Regions from separate parts of the Mus musculus genome. Here region 2 is linked to region 1. A link is a loop called in an ENCODE intact Hi-C map of the cell type or tissue named here. Cell type or tissue: heart. All regions are shown on one strand. Each heading gives the region's core, and the rest is flanking DNA. Links, peaks and the distances in the headings are about the cores only.

What was found. A loop is a pair of places that touch in the nucleus more often than their neighbours do. Peaks named below come from ENCODE experiments on the same cell type or tissue, not always from the same donor. Only the 100,000 strongest peaks of a DNase experiment are listed, where the experiment ranks them.
Region 2: it touches region 1 in a loop (2.3-fold over the local background); 4 of 42 quality-filtered maps call a loop at or near these places.

What each region holds. Positions count from the first base shown.
Region 1 is chr6:137,719,516-137,730,809 of GRCm38, forward strand. No RefSeq gene overlaps it. Among named protein-coding and RNA genes, the nearest start is that of Strap, 9.9 kb to the right of the region's middle. In heart, for the core only: a CTCF peak has its summit at 4,589 (motif pointing left); no DNase peak of the experiment used is centred there.
Region 2 is chr6:137,545,055-137,556,348 of GRCm38, forward strand. All of the region lies in intron 2 of Eps8 (epidermal growth factor receptor pathway substrate 8), which reads right to left. Among named protein-coding and RNA genes, the nearest start is that of Eps8, 99 kb to the right of the region's middle. In heart, for the core only: no CTCF peak of the experiment used is centred there; a DNase peak (open chromatin) is centred at 5,337; H3K27ac peaks cover 227 bases.

The DNA of each region.
Region 1 (11,294 bases), core at 1,070-9,069:
AAAGGAAATCTATGGTCTCTTCTTTTTAAGCCCATGCCATTTTAATACCATGCAGCAATTAATAGCACCGATGGTGTAATTTTCAAGTTTGTTTGTTTGGATAGATTAGGAAATTGTTAGAACTAGAATGCAAACAGCATTCGTGTTGAATGTTGACGTGTGATCTTAAGTTAGTTACGCTTTAAAAACTGAAGTGGCACTTAATTCTGTGAGCATTGACACCACATTTCTTACCTTGTAAGTTTTTCCCTTCTGGCTCTCTCACTTTATTTTTTTCCATGTCTTCATGCAGAGGTATGTATGTAGAGAGTGGTACTGCATGTGGAAGCAATGAGGGCTGCCCATAGGAGGACTGCTTGAACAGAGATGACTAACATTCTGGAACAGGGATATGTGGGTAAGCAAGAACGTGATGGGTGTAGAAGGGACAGGCAGGAAAAGACGGCTAAATGGTTAATAACACTTGCTCTGCAATCATGGGGACATAAATTCAGATCCCCGAACCCTCACAAAAAGCAGGGAGTCCCCACAAACACCTGTCACCACAGCTCTAGGGCTTCAGGGGTAGAAGTCAGTAGGGTCTTTGGAGGTTGATGGCTTCCAAGCTAATTCATTCTAGGTTCAAGATAGTGATGGCTTCAAAGGGGTAGGCAGAGAGTGGTGGAGGAGGACGCTGGAGTCCTTCTGGCCTCCACATGCATGCACATGTATGCACACGCATGCATATACACTCACACAGAGACATAGATAAATAAATTTTAACATATTTTAAAAGTGGAAGTGAGACTAAGTGGGAAGGATTAGCTGAAGTGGGAAACAAACAAGAGATCGTGCAGGGAGAGGAAATATGATAGAAACATTGTATGCTCATGTAAGAACCACTGAATTCTCATATATGAACCACTGTGTGCTCATGTATGAAAGCTATAGCTCATGTGAAAGAAACACTGTATGCTAATGTATGAACTACTGTATTCTCATATATGAACCACTGTATGCTTATGTATGAAAACTGTGGTTCATGTATGAGCTGCTGTGTGCTAATGTATGAACCACTGCAGCTCATACATGAACCACTGTATGCACATGTATGAACTACTGTATGCACATGTATGAACCACTGTATGCTCATGTATGAGCCACTGTATGCACATGTATGAACCACTGTATGCTTATGTATGAAAACTGTAGTTCATGTATGAGCCACTGTATGCTAATGTATGAACCACTGCAGCTCATGTATGAAACATTGTATGCTATGTATGAAAGAAACACTGTATGCTCATGTATGAAAGAAACACTGTATGCTCATGTATGAAAGAAACACTGCATGTTCATGTATGAAAGAAACAATGTATATTCATGTATGAACCACTGTATGCTCATGTATGAAACACTGTATGCACATGTATGAACCACTGTATGCTCATGTATGAGCCACTGTGTGCACATGTATGAAACACTGTATGCACAAATATGAAACACGGTATGCTCATGTATGAAACACTGTGAGCACATGTATTAAACACTGTATGCACATATATGAAACATGGTATGCACATGTATGAAACATGGTATGCAAATGTATGAAACACAGTCTGTTCATGTATGAAATTGTCTTAAGGGAACACGTTATTATGCATATAATTAATAGATACTAATAAAACACTTAAACATGAACTCTGAACACAACAAAAGAAAATAAATTTTTTTGTTTGTTCTTTGTTTTACGAGACAGGGTTTCTCTGTGTGGCCTTGACTGTCTAGGAACTTGCTCTATAGACCAGGCTGGCCTCGAACTCACAGAGATCCTCTTGTCTCTGCCTTTCCAGTGCTGTGATGTATGGCAGGCACCACCACAGCCCCACTTAGAAAATAAACTTTGATTTAGACAGAAGCAGTTCTTAAATGCAGGTTGAAATTTAGTTTAAGATCACCCCCTCCTTTTTTCCCTTACTTTTAAACCATTCACAATATGTTGGATGTGGTGGCACACAACTTTAGTTCCAGCACTTGGGAGGCAGAGGCAGGTGGATCTCTGTGAGTTCAAGGCCAGCCTGCTCTACAAAGCAAGTCCAGGACAGCCAGGACAGAGGAACCCTGTCTCAAAAAAACCAAAAAAGCAAAAAAATCATTCACAATGACAATATAAATCTAAACAATACAATCGCCCTCAGGAGAAGTGTGGGATTGGAGAGAGGTTACATGCGTTTACCACAACTGGAGTTGGGTGCTTAACCCAGCAGTAGAGCCTGAGAGACTTTGGACAAAACAAACAAACAAACAAAAAAAACATAAAGGGGAAACAAAACCACTTAAAACTAGTTTTATAGCCATTTCTAAGAAACGTTATCAGAGGTGGGAAATTATGAGTGATTTCAGCTTTTCTTTGGGCTTTTAGGGGTAATAATTGAATATATATAAAATAACTTTTCTGGCATACATATATACATACATATATATATGCCAGAAAAGTTATTTTAAAATTACTAGGGGCTGAAGAGCTGGCTCAGTCGTTGAGAACATTTGAACACTTGCTCTTGAGGAGGAGCTGGGTTTGGTTCCCAGCACCCACACAAGGGTTCACAAGTGTCTGTAACTCCGGTTCCAGGGGATCTGATGCCCTCTTCTGGCTCCAGTGGCATAGCACCTATATCATGGCGCCCAGACATACATGCAGGCAAAACACTCGTACACATAAAATACAAATAAATATGTTTTTTTTTTTAACAAAATCACTCTGTGCTTATGTGTTCTTATTTGGTCAGCAGTGACAACCCTTGGAATGTATATCCAGTTCTACAATCTAGACGTTAGTAACGCCTCTCACTCTTTTAAAGCAGAAGGCCAGTTGACGTGGCAGAAAACCAGCTCTGCATCTCCCAGCTCTGATTCATCGAAGTCTTGTTTACCAGGAAGTGGATGCAGTGCTCGGGACATTGTTCAACCAAAGTGAATCTAACAAGGAGAAGGAGTGCCATTGATAAGCGATCAGACTAAGGAAAGGAGAAAAACAGCTCTAGAAACCACTGGAGACTTCGTTGATACTTAGCATTACGCTAGATGCAAAAATGGTGGAAAATGGGGATACAGATTTTATTTTATTTTTTTCAAGACAGGTTTTCTCTGTGTAGCCCCGGTTGTCCTGGAACTCAGTGTGTAGACCAGGCTGACCGACTCATCTGCCTCTGCATCCCATGAGCTGGGATTAAAGGCGTGGGCCATTATGCAATCGGCAATGCAGATTTCTAAACATCCTTGTCAGAGTTGAAGAGATGGCTCAGTTCTAAGCACACTCAGCGTTTTTCCAGAGAGCCTGAGTTCTGTACCCAGCACCCCGTGTCAGATGTCTCCCAGCAGCCGGGAACTCCAGCTCTAGGGGATATGATACCCTCTTTTGGCCTTATAGGCACCCATATTCATGCATACATTAACACAGCCACACATATGCATGATTAAAAAATTAAAAATTAAACTGTATTTCCAATTGATTATTCTGTGAAATCTTAGGACTATTCATTGGTAATATCCACGTATACATTATTTCAGACACAGCTCAGAATCACTATGACACAGATGTGTGCCATGACATTCCTCAAGTGCTTGCCTTTTCTTACTCGCGTTCGCAACCGGCCAGGAAAGACGCAACAAACCGGAATCTTCTGCGGCAAAAGCTTTATTGCTTACATCTTCAGGAGCAAGAGAGGAAGAGCGTGGCAGAGAGAGGCAGAGAGGGAGAGAGAGAGAGAGAGAGAGACGCAGAGAGACGCAGAGAGACGCAGAGAGAGCAGAGGAAAAGACGAAGAGAAAGAGACAAAGAGACGAAGAGGCAAAGAGACGAAGAGACAAAGAGAAAGAGACAAAGAGACGAAGAGGCGAAGAGATGAAGAAGAGGGAGTGCCAGAACCCCGTCCCTTTTAAGGAGAATTATCCTCCGCCTAGGACGTGTTACTCCCTGATTGGCTGCAGCCAATCGGCCCAGTTGTCATCACGAGAAAGGCAGAGCACATGGCGGGAAAACTGCCCCTGCACATGTGCAGATTATTTACTACTTAGAACACAGCTGTCAGCGCCATCTTGTAATGGCAAATGTGAGTGCGGCTCCCCACAGCCTTTCTCCCTACCGTCTTCTGATATTTGGAAGTTTGACTCCACTTGACCCGTACTTGACCCTTTAGGTTTCTGCCAATATGAAAAAGCATTCATAGAGGGGAGCAGGGACCTAAACCTTGAGTTTCTCTACTTAAATTAAGTAATCATGTTGTAGTTATCACCTGAAAGCCTAGGTCAGGAGTATAAACAAAGGAGAATTCCAGGATGAAAGGGATTTCTGCCACTTTTCTAAGTGGCATCTGTGCCAAATTGGGTAAAAGTAGTTGGTATCAATAAACAAGAAGTGTTTGTGAAAGGTCCATTTGAGGACTAATCATTCCAACGACATTTTATTGAGCATTTAAAATTTTCTAAATGTAAGCAAGACATTATAATTTGTTAGTTGAAAGATGAAAATACTTGTGTCAAACAGTCTGCAAGGTTGGCCTTAGCAATTTGTGTAATAGATGTTGAATGATCGCCATCTAGTGGCTACAGGGAAAATTCACTTTTGCTCATGTATTTCTCACCGGGCCATTAACTAATCAAAGAATCCAAGAGTCAAGTACATTTAGATGTAGTAATGCATGGTGTATTAAAAATATTTAAATAGTTTATATTTTTCCTGTTTAAAGGTGTAATGTATGTCTAAAACATAGAAAAATACGAACAAAATGTATAACCCTCTCACTTAACGACTCTCAGAGAGCATTGTAATGAATTCACTAGGCCTTTTTCATATCAATTCACATTTTCATGTAATCGACATCATAAAATATTTGACTTTAAGTAGTACTTTAAAGTTTTAATGCCACATTATATGTTTTAAAAATATAATTAAAGTACACTAAAGTTTGAATGAGCTTATTTAACCTGGGTCATAAAATGTACTTATGTGGGAGTAAATGGAATAGTCATTTATTTAGGAAATTAAAAGTAGCTAAATGCCACTGGCAAATGGGTTTAGAACTTTATAGACCAGGAGAGTGGCTGGGAGAACAATCCCCACCTGGGAGGCCAAGGCAGAAGGATTGCCGTGAGTTCCGATGCCAATCCAGAATACAGAGTGAAGTCCCGAGCCAGGGCTACAGAGTGACACTCTTTCTCGCTCTAAAGCGAACCAGGAAAGCAGAAGGAGTTACAGAGTGCCAGCCAGTGACATCACTCACACAACCATTGGGAACTGGGGTACTAGACTGGCCCAACAGTAGTCACAAGCCACAGAATGATAATGCAATAATTCCACACTAGAGTGCAGATAGAAACAATAGCTGTTGACTATCTTGACACGTCTGAACAGCCTCCAGTGAGTTTTAACCTTGCTCTTTCTGGGTGTGTTGGCATATGCCCTGAATTCTAACACTTGGGAGGCAGATGTAGGAGTGTTCTAACCCTGAGGGCAGCCTGCTCTAGACAGTGAGTTCTAGGCCAGACAGCTACTCAGGGTGGTCCTTTGCTGAGGCTATTTACCAGTTACCAGTACAAGCCAATTAAGTCAAGATCTAGGGACTGGGTTGTTTTTATGAGTTTCTCACACACTGCAGTTGTGCCTCTTGATGGGAACATCCCCAGACTACAGAGAGAGGAAACTAGAGGCAGAAATACCATCGAGAAGGATGTAGCATTTATCACATAGGAAATGGTATGAGTTAGTAAAGGTGTGTTGTAGCTACTTAATGACTAGGACTGACACAGGTTGGCAATGAATTGGATATATATATATTGGATATATATATTGGATATATGTATTGGATATATATATAAAACCGAGGATTGCTCTCTAGTGGTGCCTGGATACAGGATCACAGTATGTTCAGAGAGGCAGCTGGGCGAGCCAGGTACCCTGGAGAGCTGGATGTGTGGGAGGCAGCAGTGTGTATTAATCACTTTCCCTTTAGATCTATGTCAGTGGTGCAAAGAGGCTGTGCATAATTTTTCTTTGCCCCTTTATAAATACCTGCAATAGGTGTAATTGTACGTAAACCACCGGACTTCACCTTTCCACTGTGTTAAGGAGTGGGTAGGACTGCAAACCGTGCCCGTGTGCGTGCATGTGCATGAGCCCACTAAACATCAACCTTGAATGTTGTTCTTCAGGCGCCAGCCACCTTGGTTTTATGGAACTCATCCATTAGTCTAGGCTGACAAATCCTGGGGCACGGATTGTCTTCCCTTCCAGGTACTGGGATTCTTATCCTAACTCAGGGCACCCAGATTTTTAAGGTGGGCCCTGGCAATCAAACTCAGATCCTCTCGCTTGTAGGCAATCACATGACTGTCTGAGCCATCACCACATCCCTGCCAGTCTCATTTTTCCCTCATCTGGTTGTTCTGTTGGTCCTGCAGAAGGAAGTACAGACCGGTGAGTTGGCCTTTTGGATTTGCTTCTGACTGGCTTCCCATTTACTTGTGTTCTACCCCAAATCTCTCAGGCCACAGTTTCCTGGCCTGTTAGCAGCCAGTCCTGTCTCTTTGTATAGCAGTCAAATCCAGTTTCCATCTCCATTCCTTCCCCACAATGCCACACAACTCCCACCCCGCCCAACACATGCAGAAACAGCCCTCATAACATCCTTCACAAAGAAGGCAGTAACTGCTCCCAAGAAACTCTGGGCTACAGGATGGCTCCCAATTTTTAATGCTTTTCTCTTTGTTGGGGACAGGCACAGACTTACTATCTAACGTTAGCATTTCCTCCACTCAACTTCTCTGTGCTTGGTAGCACTAATACCCACATTACTCGGGTCTGTAATGGAATTGTCTCCTCTCAAATGCCTCCTGATCTGACCTAGGGGTCCACAGGTGAAGGCAAGGGTTCTTTCAGTACTGTTTTGGCTGAGAAGGTCTCTAAGGAGTACTGTTCCATCTCTAGAAAAAACCAAGTGGCCAAGAGGGCAAGTTAAGGGGCTGCTTTTGCCCCACAGCTAGATAATAATTGCCAATTAGTGTAAAGAGCCTGTGTCCTGGTTTGCTTTTTTGTTGCTTTGATAAAACACTAGCCAATGTCAATTTAGGGAGGAACCAGTTATAATCAACCCTCCAGAGAAGCCAAGGAAGGGACCACAAAAGAAGAGTGCTTATTGCTTACTATCCTACATTACTCTGCCACTTTTCTTGTGTAGCAAGCAAGGCCCGGATGCGGCACAGCTCACAATGGGCTGGGCCCTCCCAACGCAATCAACAATAAAGAAAATACTTTACAGGACATGCCGATAGGCCAATCTGCTGGAGACAATTCCTAGGTTGAGATTCTCTATTCTCAGGTATATCTAGGCTTTCCTCAAGTTAGCAATACTACCTAAGGTAGCCTGAGAGTTGTGACTTCATCCGGCTGGCTCTTCCACTGCTTCTTGCTGGGCAGAGGTTAAACCTCCAGGCTGTACGCCACACAAATGTTCTACCACCAAAGCTACAACCACAGCCCCCTATCCCTGCTCCTTCAGAACAGGAGGAAAAGCAGAAGCAGGGACCGCTCACAGGGTGACCCTTTGTTTATCATTCTTTTACTTATTTATTTTATGTATTCACCATTGCTCTCTTCAGACACACCAGAAGAGGACATCAGATCCCATTGTAGATGGTTGTGAGCCACCATGTGGTTGCTGGGAATTGAACTCAGGACCCCTGGAAGAGCAGTCAGTGCTCTTAGCCACTAAGCCATCTCTCCAACCCTGTTTATCATTTTTAACCATCTCTTCTCACACCCTTCCTGGGACTGCTTTTCCTTTATACTGGGTAGCCAGGGAAGCACTTGAGTTTGCCCAAAGGTCCCTGCTGGTTCCCACTTGACACTTGCTGAGCCCTTGCCTGGATGCTGGGCTGTTCTTTAGTGAGGGCTGCGTCTGTTTCTCTCCTGATTTGTCTAAGGACCAAAATGTTCATATTAATGACTTTATTTCTCAAAAGCCATCCATGGAAGACATGACTATGGTCCTCCTTTTTTTCCTGAGGACACCTATATTACATAAACGATCACTATGATTACAAATCTCACCTGTGAATTATCCAGGGAAAGTAGATGCATCACATAGGTGTATTGTTACTTCTCAGGAGTATGCGAGGAATGTTGGTGGGAAGGGGATCTCATTTTATCCCACAGAGTCTATCTCTATCTTCATTATGTCGATTAAAAACACAAACAACAAACGAGAACTGATCTTTTCATCAAAAAACACCCCTCTGACTCTGGAGATGGAGGCAGGAGGATCAAGAGGGGCTAAGGCCATTCTCACTTACTCAAACATTTCATGTTTTTGACTCAAAGTCTAAAGTAAAACTAAACAAACAGAGTACAAGGGGCTAAGATGTGCCACAGTCTGTTCAAAGTTTGCCTGGCATGGATGAAGCGCGGGACTCCGTCTCCAGGCCCCTGTGACTCCTGCACCTGGCAGGGAGAGGCAGAAGATCTGAAGTTCAAGATTATCTTCACCACAGCACGTTTGAGTCCATCCTCATATACGTGAGACCATGCCCTGTAACTTAAAATCTAGAAAGGGCTGGCAATATGGCTTGGTGGGTAAAGGCACTTGCAACAAAATCTATGAGCTGATTTTCTCTTTCTGCATCGCTGAAGAAGAGAACTGGTACCCCCGAGTTGTCCTCTGACCTCCACATTTGTGTACATGCACACATATGCACACTAAATAAATGCAAAATATTTTTCAATCAGAAGATGAACAGCCAGAGTTTAGAAAAAGTACTCCAAGTGTCTATATTAGGTCTCTCACTCTGCTTGACAGCAGAACTTGGCATTTCCCACAACAAAAGCAACTTGTTTCCCACCATCATAAAAAGTGTATTAATTTTCCAGGTAAAGTTATAAAAATATAACCAAGACAAGCCTAATGAGACAGAGGAGAAAAGAAAACACATGATACATTGTTACAAACCACCTTCCAGCCCAGGCTACAGCTTGAGACCCTGTGAAGTGCCTCATGTTACTATAGACAGTGAGTTCCTCCATGGCACTTCTGCCTTGGTGATCTGGAGTCAGAAGAGTCACTGATGGTTAGTGAATAGTTGATTACTGATGACAGAGATCACTGCATTGCCTGCAGAGGCAAATAAAAGACATCATCAAGAAAACACAACAGTACCAGGGATGTGTGCTGGGGGCTGTGCAAGAGGAACAGCGGAACAGCTTTAGCTTTCCTGAGGACTTCATGAATTTCATTCCTGTGAGTTGCGCTCTGCTTGTTACCAATATGGTCATCACATCCCTCATAAACTACGAGTCTTATAAAAACTTGGAGGGGGTTTCCAGCCTCTCACGGGGCAGTGTTGTAGGCACTCACACCCATAGTGATTGCTCTTTTTCAGGCTGGAGTGGATGAATGGTTCAACCACCATCCTTAGAATTTAGAGACATAGATTGTTAGTAGAGTTTGAGTACGATGCTTTTTTTGAGTGGCCTTGACCTAGAAAATCTAGGGGAACAATTCAAAGTTGAGAAAGGCGCACTCTTGATAGTCGGGTGATGGATTTGTTAGGTCAGGAACAAGAACACTGGCAGCCCAAATAGTACGAGCCTCTCTTGCTGAAGCTGGGCTGGTGATCGAGGTGGTAATTAGTTTCTTGTACCCATGTTTGCCCTCTGCTTCCTGATATGATTTGATAAAAATTGTTAATATGTAGATATGCATCCTGAGGATTTAAAGTAGAAATGACTTTTTTATATATATAAAAGTTAATATTTGGTGATTCTTGAAAGATATTTCTATAAGATTACTTTTTAAGATAAATAATAATTGATCCTTTCTTTGTAACTTGCAGTAACTTTGTAAATTGCAGTCTGCCGTAAGAGAACTGGCTGAGAAAAATACCTAGCTTGCTTACACTTTGCTAACCTATAACAAGTTGCTCAGGTACCAATGTATATGGGTTCTTGGGAATAATTTGTTTTTCACATACAATGTGTAAAATATTTGAATTGGGAAAATGATAGTTTTTTTTTTCACTTGAAGAAAAATAGAATGCGAACACATTGCAATTTTTATATTACTTGGAAGATTTTGCTGGTATATATAAGGAACAAGAAAATAAACAAGAACAAGAAAATAAATTGTTGGAGCTTGTCGGAATCTTGCTTCATTCCTCAAGTGTGTGTGTGTGTGTTTGTGTGTGTGACTGTGTGTGTGAGAGTGTGTGTGACTGTGTGTGTGTGAGAGTGTGTGTGTGTGTGACTGTGTGTGTGTGAGAGAGTGTGTGTGAGTGTGTGTGTGAGAGTGTGTGTGAGTGTGTGTGTGAGAGTGTGTGAGTGTGTGTGTGAGAGTGTGTGTGTGAGTGTGTGCAAGTGTGTGATTGTGTGTGAGTGTGTGTGTGAGTGTGTGCAAGTGTGTGTGAGTGTGTGTGAGAGTGTGTGTGTGAGCATGTGTGAGTGTGTGTGTGTATGAGCATGTGTGAGTGTGTGGTGTGTGTGTTTTCCCCTTTCACTGGCCCCAGAGACTTTTTGCAGACCCCAGAGGATTGTTTTAGTCCCACAGAGAAAGTTTGTTGAGTAAATAATTGCTGACTCCCCCCCCCCCCACCCCCCCCCCCGTGTACCTGACCTGTGTGTTTACTGCAGTGATTTTAATTGTATCACATACATGTAAAACCTATGTCATAATTTATGACTATTTTAGTTTTTAAAAAGGTTTTCTTTTTTGGTAGGGTTTTTCACTGTGTCCCTGGCCAGCCTGGAATTCAGTAGGTAGAGCAGGCTGGCCTCAACACATAGAGATCCACCTGTCTCTGCTTCCTGAGTGCTGGGATTACAGATATGAGTTACCAGTCCTCCTGGCTTACTTTTAGTCGTGTGCTTGTGCTTGTCTGTATGTGGGTGTGTGCATATAAGTGCAGCTGCCCAGAGACCAGAAGAGGGTATTCAAACACCTGGAGCTGGAGTTATAAATAGTTGTGAGCAGCCTGGTGTGAGAGCTAGGAACTGAATTCTGTCAGGAGCCATAATAGGACAAGCTATTAACTAGCAGGTGATCTTCCTGAGATGGTCTGCTTTGGATTAATCTGCTACAAATTTGCTCTTATAGGCAAGGGCCTAAGAGAATTCATTTTAGGAAAGATTCCTGCTATTAATATGCTTTTCCTGTTATTATTAAACATATATAACAATCACTAGGTATTAGCCCACCCATTTTGATCAGAGTCAGATCTATGAAGATGCACTGTCTTGTAGTGATGCTATATAGGCAAATAGATAACTT
Region 2 (11,294 bases), core at 1,574-9,573, 170 kb before region 1:
CAGAAACAGCTTATTACAAACTGCCTTAAGACACCACAGGCTCTTTCACTTGACTCTCTGAAAACAGCGCTATCTGTAGGCTAAGCTTCCTCTGACAGGTCTGAAGGCTTTACCTGTCACAGGACACACTGTGTCCAAATTTTCCCCTTCTTTTAGGGACAGTTGGGGTTCATGCGGACAGTCTGACTTCGTCTTGACTACATTTGCAAAGCATTTATCCAAATGGCAACATATACATGGCAACCCATCCCAGTGACCCTGAATCCTTTCTGACTCCTTTCAGAGTCTGTAGAGCTTCACTCAACCACAGGAGACACAGAGATGTGCCATCTTGGCTTCATCTCATCACATCAACAGTATTGGCTTGTGGTTTGTCACTTGTGGTCACATCAGTCATGGACTCGGATCTTTCCTGGGTTCCCACTGTTAAGTGGCTTCCCTCCTTCCCATTGTGTGGCTCTAGAAAAGTAGCCACTCTGTGGGTCAAAGCAGAGTACTGAATACTAGCCTTCAAGGCTAGTAACAGGAAGTTACTGTCTTGCTTCACAGAAAGACTCCACAACTCAAGGAGGGGGTGCCTTCACTGATTTTTAGAATTTTCTTCCGTGGGAGATTATTCTATTCTCACCCATTTCTTTCTTTATTCTGTGTCTTTATTAATTAAGCGGAAATAAATGAATAAAAAAGAGCTCCGATCCATTGGCTAGAAACCCAATTATTTCTCTCCCGTGAAAGACCTGTTTCAAGAGATTCAGAAAGGAACGGGGCTATACTTTAGTTCTGCACTAGGGACGGAATACCAATTTTCAAAAAAAAAGCAGTCAGGAGAACCAAGGCATGGGCAAGACCCAACCCTGAACAAAAGACCTCAGCGAGCACTACCACAGGACGAGCAGAATTTTAAGAAGGAAGCTTCGTCTAAGAAGTTCAACAATTCCAGGAGTGAAAGAAAGATTCTGCTGTTCCAATTCCTAAGGAGGCAGGAGGTCTCCGTGGTCTTCGTCAACCAGGAGAAGACAAAGCAGAGACTTTGTGACAATTCATTTTCTAGCCATAAGCATACTGGGGACCAGTACTTAGGAGTGAGAAATAGAGAGGAAAGTCACCCCACTCGCCACAACTCATCCCCCAACACTTTTTCTCAATGTCGGCCTCCTGTTATCAACCTTGAAGCCTAGTATTCATTGACCAGCCATGAGGTCTACTGCAGAGACTCCTCCAGTGACTTGCTTCATTGAGCACTGCATATCAAATGTCACCAGAGATCTCATGTGCCACATTTTTTACTGTTAGGCACCACTTTTTTCCCTGGCAGTGACACTGACTACATTTGTACAGTTCAACATTTTCCCTCAACAAAGGCAAGCAAATGAAGAGCTACCCGGGTCTGACGGACACAGGGAGCGTGGGAAGGCAGCGATTCATGCTCTAAGAAGTTCTTAAGGAGATTGACAAGTCTGAATTCGCATCCCATTCTGATGTGTAAATGGATTCTAAGAGAGCAAGTCCTAGGCTTTTACAGGCACTGTGAGAGGCACTTCAGCCACAGATGAGATGTAGCATTTGCTGGTTATCTTTCTCTTTCAGCATGATTGATCTTAGCACAAGTTCCCAACCTTTCTAATGCCGAGACCCTTTAACACAGGTCCTCGTGATATGGTGACCCCTAAGCATAAAATTATTTTATAGTTATTTCATAACTTTAATTTTGCTACTGTTATGAATCATCCTATAAATATCTGATATATAGGTTATCTGATAACACGACCACTAAATGGGTCACAACCCATAGGTTTAGACCCACACTTAGAGCAAGGGACATTAGTGGTGAACACTATACTACAGAGGATTCAGCTTCAATTCCTTGTGATCATCAGTGCTTCACAAAGCAAGCGACAGTTTTCTACCTCTGCAGCCCACACTGACCCGAAACTCAGTATGTAGCCCAGGCTAATCCTGAATTCAATGCTACAGAAATCCCCCAACTGTTGGGATCGAAGGCGTGAGTTATGTCACCTGGATTGCACAGCATATCCTTACAAATGATCAAACCTACAAAGAGCTCCTGGCATCTTCCAGCCGCTGGTGTTCTGAAATCTTTCCATGTTTCTAAGTCCTAAGTGTATTCCCCTAAGGTGATTTCACTTTAAAACTCTTTTGTTTTGTTTTGTTTTGTTTTGTTTTGTTTTGTTTTGTTTTGTTTTGTTTTGTTTTTTGAGACAGGATTTCTCTGTATAGCCCTGGCTGTCCTGGAACTCACTATGTAGACCAGGCTGACCTCGAACTCAGAAATCTACCTGCCTCTGCCTCCCAAGTGCTGGGATTAAAGGAACGTTCCACCAGTGTACAGCTAAAACTCTTATTACTAGGTCACAGACTCCTTTTGCCAAAACAATGAAATTCTGTCTTTTAAGACTGTTAATAAGGTTTTATATAGAAGCCTAATGCAGATGTGCACATCACCCCAGAACACATCCCATGTATCATATAAGAAGATGCTATGTCCAGGTAAGGAGTATAGTCTGATGGTGGAGGAGCATAGCATGGATTTGGTCTCTAGCACTGCAAAACCAAAAGGAGAGAAGTCTTCATGGTTTGGGTTCATCTCTTCCTGCCTGCCTTCCTGCTGAGGTACTGAATATTCTGAGAGAATGGGTGGCCAGCTACAACAATCTGTCCCTTCTCAGCATCACAGTGACAGCTGCTGGCACCGTGGCTGTATTGGGCCCCACTCACTTGGAGAACAGAACTGCAGCTATCACAGTGTGCTGAGGTCACCATGTCTAACATTCTAAGTCCACAGCAGCAAGTACCAGAAAACATGAAACTTTTGAGTCATGTGGACGACTCCCTTTCCAGATCATTCTGTGCCTTGATACTGTACTCACAAAGACAGAAATACATGTTTTCAAATGTTTTCCCTTTATTTTCAATCATCAAGGTGTCTCAGTGTGCTATTAGAAATTAGTATGGGACCAGTGAGATGTCTCAGCAGGTAAATGTGCTTGCCCCTCAAACCTGTCAGCCTCCGTTTGCTCCCTGGAACACACCAGGGAAGGGGAGCACTGACAACTGTCAGGCAGCCAAGAGTTGTCAGGGCACCACACACACACACACACACACACACACACACACACCTATAACCTCTCCCCTTATATACCACACCTACTTACCCATACACACCCCACGGCATGTACACAAACATCCTCCCACACACACATACAAACACAGCCCAGTACTTACAACCACATTTATATCCACACTTATACCCACCCCACTCCTACATACAACACACACACACACACACACACACACACACACCCTGTTACTTACAACCACATCTATACCCCAACCCCCATACACACACCATGGCATGTACATACACCCCCACACCTTCACATACATACCCCTATACACTATAGCATACACGGTCCGTCAATGAATACACAAATACACAAAATAATGCTCAATACATTAAAAAAAAATGGATGAGGGCCTCTAAGTTCAGTGGTTAGGACACTGGCAGTTAAAAGGAACTGAGAAAGAGAGAGAAAGCAAAAGGCCACTTTAACTCTGGCTAGGAGGTACAGGGGAGGCCCAAGTTCTCTTCCTACTAAGAAGACAAATCAAACCTAAAGCAGATTCCTGGATTCGCTGCTAACCAAGAGCTGCCAACAGATCCTCTAAAATGTTCTTATCTTATGAAGGAATGCTCGTGGGAGGGAGTAAGAGAAAGGATTCGGGGGCTAGAGAAATGTCTCTGCAGTTATCAGGGCTCTGCAGGCCAGAGAGATGGCTCGTAACTGAGTTTCCTTCTCTTCCAGAGGACCTGAGTGTGGTAGCCAACATTCAGCACAAATGTCAGATGGCTTCAGGTTAGGGGAGGGTGGTGGTTGTCTAAAACCTCCTGCCTCTGGCCTCTGTGGGAAATCACATACACTTACCACCCGGCCCACACACAAACATACACATTTATATTTAAAAATAATAAAATTAATTTTTTAAGTGCACCTGCTATTTGTTTCAGATGAACCAATTCTAGACTCAAAACAGGCTTCTCACAATGTGTGTAACTCCAGCTCCAGGAGATCTGATACCCTTTTCTGGCTTCTGTGTGAATATACACACGTGACATAAACACACATACATGACATAAACACACATACAGAAACACACATACAGTCACACACACTCAGACACACACACAATACACAAAACACAACATACAACACACACACACACATACTGCAAAGAGAGCAGAGTACAAGATTCAAGAAGAACTAAGCAAGAATTGGTCTAGAAAGCAAAACAGCTTCCAAAACCAACAGAATTGAAGGCAGGCAAGATAAAGACTTCATAATGCACACTGAGGGAGAGAGACATCCAAGGATGGTTAGCGGTACCCGGAACAGGCAGACAGAATGCAGGGCGACACCCTGAAGCTGGGAAGGGCCAGGCACTGGGTCCTTCCCTAGGCCCTGAGGCTGAGTCAGGCATGGAGGACAGGGATGGCCAGGCACCCCTCCACTATGATCCCTGAAGAAGGACTTCTGCTACAGGAAGTCATCAGTGGTGAGGCTGCAGGGGACGTGAGATTAGTACCACTGAGAGCAAATCACAGTCAGATCAAAACTGAATGAGACTGAATTAAGGAAATCGTGTCGGACACAATTAGAAGCATCCGAACATTTTGTTAGAAAGATTTTGTGTTAGACAGAGAAAATCTAGTGTCTACTTTCCTCTGGGACTTTCATTCCTCCTGTGAAGACACTTCTTTCACATACAATGTCTGGCCCTGTAATTTAATATTCTCTCTCCACTCTTGGTTTTGCTGGGTATCATCAACAACTTCCCCTTAGCTTCCACCTGAAATGCAATGCCTTGTTGTTTATTTCCTTAAGTTTTCTAACCCTTCCCACTGTATAATAAAGGCTCTTGGAATAAGCATCTGTCCTTCTTGCATTCTCCTTTGTTTTTAATTTCCTAGCATCTTTATCTAATTTTCCGGGTCATCTCCTTTATTTATCATAAAAAGATATTCCTGGCTGCCCAGATTGATTGTAAAAACCCACGGGTTTCTTGGGTCCCACTAGCTACTGGGTTTCTATATGTTTATGGCCCTAATTCTGCCATTTTCTCTAGTTTGGTAGTTTAAACATTAACTATTAGTTCGTGGAAAGTTCAGGAGAAAAGTCACCTCCACCGTGAACCTGAGCCACCCAGGTGGACTATGAAATATGAGTACAAGTTTATACTAAAATAAAGGTGCCATAGCAACCAGGGTGAAGGAACACACAAGGACATCTGTGTCCGTCAGAGTCAGCTGATGTGTTGGCATATGCTGAGCTGCCTTGTGTTATTATGTCAACAGGCACTGCTCTCCAACCCCAGGAAATACCCAAAGCGCCCAAGTGAAGCAGTACCCCAGTGAAACAGGGCTGCTGGCTCATGAGGAAGCAAGCGTCAGCTTGCGATACTCTTCTAGGAAATAAGTCCGAGCTTTAAACGTGTCCCAGGAGCAGGAGTCTAAAGGAAGCCTGAAATTCACCCTTGGGTGTAGAATTGGTTATTTACGGTTTTGATTATTAGCTGTGTTGTTGGCTTGCTTGCTTGCTTGCATGCTTGCGTTAGGTAAAGCCCATGGGAGTGAGTAAAACTTGGAGCCCATTCTTTAGGAGTTAACCCAAAACAAGCATGGAGATAGCTCTGCATTCACACTGCTAGTCAAAGTCCTAAGAAAATCTTCCAGGTACATTTACTTATTCATGCAGTCATAACAATTGAAAAAAAAAGTTAATTAAGGCCAGTAAGTTAGGATCTATTGTTGAAAGTGCCTTCTAAACACTTATGTGCCTGGCCACAGGCTGATGCGACTTTAGCCTGGGGCTGCAAAGCTCCTTTCGTGCCCAGGGTGATGATAGTTGATGGTGAGACTCTATTGGGTCAGTGCTGAAAAGAGTGGCCGATGAGCACACGGCCTCAAATGGGATGCGTCACACCCCACCCACTGTGCTCCACCCACCGTGCTCCTCCCACCGTGCTCCACGGCCCAGGAAAGACAGGGCAGAAGGAAACTAAGAACTGAAGAATAGAAATGAGGGGCATGAGATGCTGTCACCCAGATATGGCCTGGCTCTTGTAAATGTCTGTTAATGGTCACTGAAGGAAGGGGTGCCATTTTCTCTGACGGTGTAGCCACCGAGGACTAATTAGGAAGAAGAGGTTCTGAGGGAAAGAAACGAGGTACCACAGAGTAATAGAGAACACGTATAATACAATACATTCTCTTTCCCTCCCTCCCCACCTCCATCTCTCCCTCTCCTCCCCCATGCTTCTGCCACTCTCTATATACATGTGTGCTTATGTGTACTATATATATGTATATAAGCGCGTTTTGTGTATATATGAAACTGTGTAGGGACCTAGACGTGGTTAAGAGTGCTTTCTACTTTTGCAGAAGACCAGAGTTTGGTTTCTAGCATCCTTATGGGATGAGTAATAGTCACCCGTAACTCCAGGTGAAGACTCCCATACATGTAGCATCAAACATCACACACACACACACACACACACACACATACACACACACACACTCTAAAGGAAAAAAGAGAATAAAGTCTTTTAAGTCATGAACATATTCTACTTCTTAATAAATAGTAGTAAATATGGCTTTTATTGTGGGAAGGAAAACCTTTCCCCAAACTTCAAAGTTAACACAACAGCAGAAAACGTCCACACGCATAGCCTGAAGAAATCATAGGTCCAGCTCACCACTTCATTAAATTAATCCCAGTAATGCTCATTTATTTAGAATTTAAGTATGCCAGCCCCTGTGCCAAGCACTTAAATTGTGTTATTTTACTTAATTCTTACCAACTTAAAGAGGCCATTAAAACCGCTTATTGCCATTCTAATGGTTGTGGGACTTATAAAAGTTATTTATAAAATTTTAAAATGACTTGGCCATGATGCCAATAGTTATCCCATAAGAGGGCTGCCCCAAGTTATGCTTTTAAGTGCTATTAAATACTAGTATTTTGTTTTCACTAATGGCCAATCCAGTACTAGGGCTTAAGCAATGCCAACAGCAAAAAGTTAAAGTCAAAATGACCTTGGTAAATCAGTACTCAATATTCATCCAGCATTGATCAGCACCAGCCAACCCAAGCCCTAACCCATTCACTCATCAGATGTGCCCGTCTGAGTTCTACAGCCGCCTGAGGTTGTTGCTGGGAACTGAACTCTTGTTCTCTGCAAGAGCAACAGGTGCTCTTAACGCCGAGCCTTCTCCCAGCCTGTGTTGTTGTGGGGTGGTGGCAGTGGCTGTTTTAGAAGGCAGAGCCTCATTCTATAGCTCAGGCTATCCTGGAATTCACTAGGTTGGTCTTGAACTCTCAACGTGTCTCCTCTCTTAGTCTCCTGAGTGCTGTGATTACCCGGGGTAAAGTACAATGACGGGCTCAGAGTTGAAGAATCCGTTACATCAGAACCACTCAGCACAGAGCTGAGCGCTCACGATGTAGAAAGCCAAGATTCCCCAGGAACTGGCCATTATATTTTTATTAAATCAGCTTAAATGTAAACATAAATTGCTAATGTGATTAATGCCTCCCATGAAGGATAGGGCAGTTCTATACATTTATTCTATAGGAGACAAAACAGATATGATTCCTGCTGTGGTTTAGGTAAGTGTTCCCTAAAGACTGTGTGTATATACACCACCGGCCTTTGGTACTATTGGCGGGGCTTTGAGGTCTCATATAGATGCTCAAATCTGGCCAGTGTGATCCAAAGCATCCTCCTGGCTGCCTTTGGATCAAGGTGTAGAACTCTTGGCTCTTCCTTCCATGATGATAATGGACTGAACCTCTGAAACTGTAAGCCAGCTGCCGTTAAATGTTTACTTTCATAAGAGTTACTTTGGCCATGCTGTCCCTTCACAGCAATGAAACCCTAACAAAACACATGGAAATAGTCATTTCCTGCCACAGGTGTCTGTGGGGAAACTGATGGGAGACTACATCACCTTGGTGGGTGATCTTGATTTAGAATCACCTAGGAGACGTGCCTCTCGCTGTATTTGTGGGGGCATTTCTAAAGAGGCTTACCTAAGGCTGAATGACCCATCCTGAACTCAGGTGGCAATATTCCATGGACTAGGGTCCCCAACTAAACAAAAGGAAGAGAGTGTGCTGAGAACCAGCATGTCTCTTGTCTGCTTCCTACGATGTGACCAGCTGCCTCACGCACCTGCCTCCCCGCCTGCCTCACGTGATGGGCAACACCTTCAAACTGTGGGCCAAGATAAATCCTTCCAAGCTTAAATCGTTTTGGTCATGGCACTGCTAAACCTATCTAATTCAAGTACCACAGGTCCACCAGAACCAGAGGCAAATTAGCATGTACTGAAACAGTGGGCCAAGGGCAACCTTTCTTGCTTATAAATTGATTTTCTTAGGCTCTATGTCAGAGTTATGAAAAATTCACTAATACGGTTCCTATCTTTACTTAAAATCTAGTAGGAGAGCAGCATAAAGTACATAAACTAACATAGAATATACAAATAGTCTTCTTCTCTTAGAAGAAAAAGAAAATTATAAAAGCTATCCCTGGTAAGGACATATGAATGCCCAGCGACTCAGGCCTGTTTAGGCTCTTTAAAAAAATATAGGAGACTGAGACCATAATTCTGATAATGTTATTTCAGAATTTCCCCATTTCATATTCGGGATAAGCAGCATAAAGAATCTATATATTTGTCATGTCTTTGACGTTTCTCCACTGGTGTACAAAAATGAAACTCTGCTGGCAAATAAACGTATGCAAAACTAAGATCAAGGACACTGTTATGATTTCAGGTGTCTATCTGAAAATGAGGAATTAGAGGAAGGCAAACAGAGGTGGAAAATCATACAAAAAAGCTAGTGTAAAATATGAACTATTAACGTTGAGCACATCAGCTTTAAGTGTGCCTGGGGCTGACGAATCGGGAAGCAGGCGGAGACAATCAAGCCCCTGTTCCCCTCGGGCAGAAATGTGACTGTTTTTCATGGCAGCATGTCCACTCTGAAGCCATGTCAATTCATAAGCTCTCAAGAAATATTTGCCAGAAATTACATTCTTAAACCTGAGCACCTGGAATTAACAGAGCAAAACCGCAATGCTCTGTAGTCCTTTAAAAGAAGCAAAATAACAGTGTTTGGATCAGCAAGAGGGAAAGGCACCAATACATGGCCAGCTCCCAGGTCACACTGTGGATTTTGTCCATGGGGTGCAGGCCGACATGTTGGGGTAAGCAGGCTATGTTAGGCCAGCAGGAGGAGGGAACATGGGAAGTATCTCTAAGCAAGTCCTTCTTTCTCTCCATACCCATAATTCCCATCTCTAAGCTACTGAGAAAAAGGCAAAAGATGAAGAACTTGGGAAGAAATGCATAACGTTCTAGTTAAAGTGAGGAATCTAAGAATAAGAAGTCAGGGCTGGAGAGAGCACTGACCACTCTTGCAGAAGACTTCGGCTTAATCCCAGTACCCACATGGTGGCTCATAACCATCAGTAACTTCAACTCCGGGAGATGCTATGCCCTCTTCTGACCTCTGTGGGCACCTGTACACATGTGCTACATACCAACTTAAGACACATACATACACATTCATAATTAAAACAAAATAAATATTTAAAAGGCAATGCGTCATTTTTAAAAAGAATTACAAGTTGTCAACTTTTCTAAACAAAAATCCTTCTAAATTAATTCCAAGCGTCTGCTACATGAACTGGGTACCATTTAGTAAGAAAACTGTCTGATTTTCAGCCAAATTGGCTTATGAAATCAATACACTAAGGGAACTAAATTTTACTTGTGCTGCAAACAAAAGTAACACAGAGGAGGAAGAGGAGGAAGAAGAGGAGGAGGAAGAGGAGGAGGAAGAGGTGGAGGAAGAGGAGGAGGAAGAGGAAGAGGAGGAAGAGGATCTTTCACTTGTATGATCATCTGCCAGGATCACAGGAATCCCATTAAATAAAAGCACATCTCTGCCAGACTCAGAGGGTAAATCAGGCTTCTAGTGACAAGTCCCACGTCTAGTGACAAGTCCCACGCCTGGAGCTACTAATAAACACTGCAGTGGAATAAACTCCACCAGTCCACCACACAGACGACTATCACAAGAGGCTGGGTTCATTTATTACACACAAGATTCCACAGACTGCTTGGAAAGGGTCTGACGATCTAGAGCCCTGGATTGTGTAAGCTTCCGTCATAGCAGGGGTGAGGGGCACCGAGGATGGCTAGGAAGAGAATTTGGATGAAGGCAGGCGTGGTTCAAGATGAAGAACGAGGACCCTGGGATTTCACAAGAGCAAGAGTTCTGAAAGGGCACGGTGGCTTGGTGACCTAGCCTTGGTGTTTACTCCCAGCTTTTCAGTGGCGTGCTTGCAAAGCAAGGGGACAAATGAGTGATTCTGGGCAATGCGTGTATCTAAAACGTTTATGATACTAGTTAATGAAGTAAAACAGCCACAGAGCCATAGCTCCCCAAACTGCTGTTTTGAAAACATTTCCTTTTTATTGGGGAATTGAGTCCATTGATATTAAGAGATATTAAGGAAAAGTGATTGCTGCTTCCTGTTATTTTTATTGTTAGAGTTGGAATTATATTTATGTGGCTATCTTCTTTTTGGTTTGTTAAAAGAAGATTATTTTCTTGCTATTTCTAAGGTGTAGTTTTCCTCCTTGTGTTGGAGTTTTCCATTAATCCCATATCCAGTTACCAAACCCAGACACTATTGTGGATGCCAACAAGTGCTTGCTGACAGAAGCCTGATATAGCTGTCTCCTGAGAGGCTCTGCCAGTGCCTGACAAATACAGAGGTGAATGCACACAGCCATCCATTGGACTGAGCACGGGGTCTCCAATGAAGGAGCTAGAGAAAGGATCCAAGGAGCTGAAGGAGTTTGCAGCTTCATAGGAGGAACAACAATATGAAACAATCAGTACCCCCAGAGCTCCCAGGGACTAAACCACCAACCAAAGAGTACATGGAGGGACCCATGGTTCCAGCCATATATATAACAGAGAATGGCCTTGTGGGACATCAATGAGAGGAGAGGCCCTTGGTCTTGTGAAGGGCCACAGTATAGAGAAATGCCAGGATAGGGAAGTGGGAGTGGGTAGGTTAGTGAGCAGGTGGAAGGGGGATGGGATGGGGGGGTGTTCAGAGGGGAAATGGGGAAAGGGGACAAAATTTAAAATGTAAATAAAGAAAATATCTAATTTTTAAAAAGATGAAAAAAG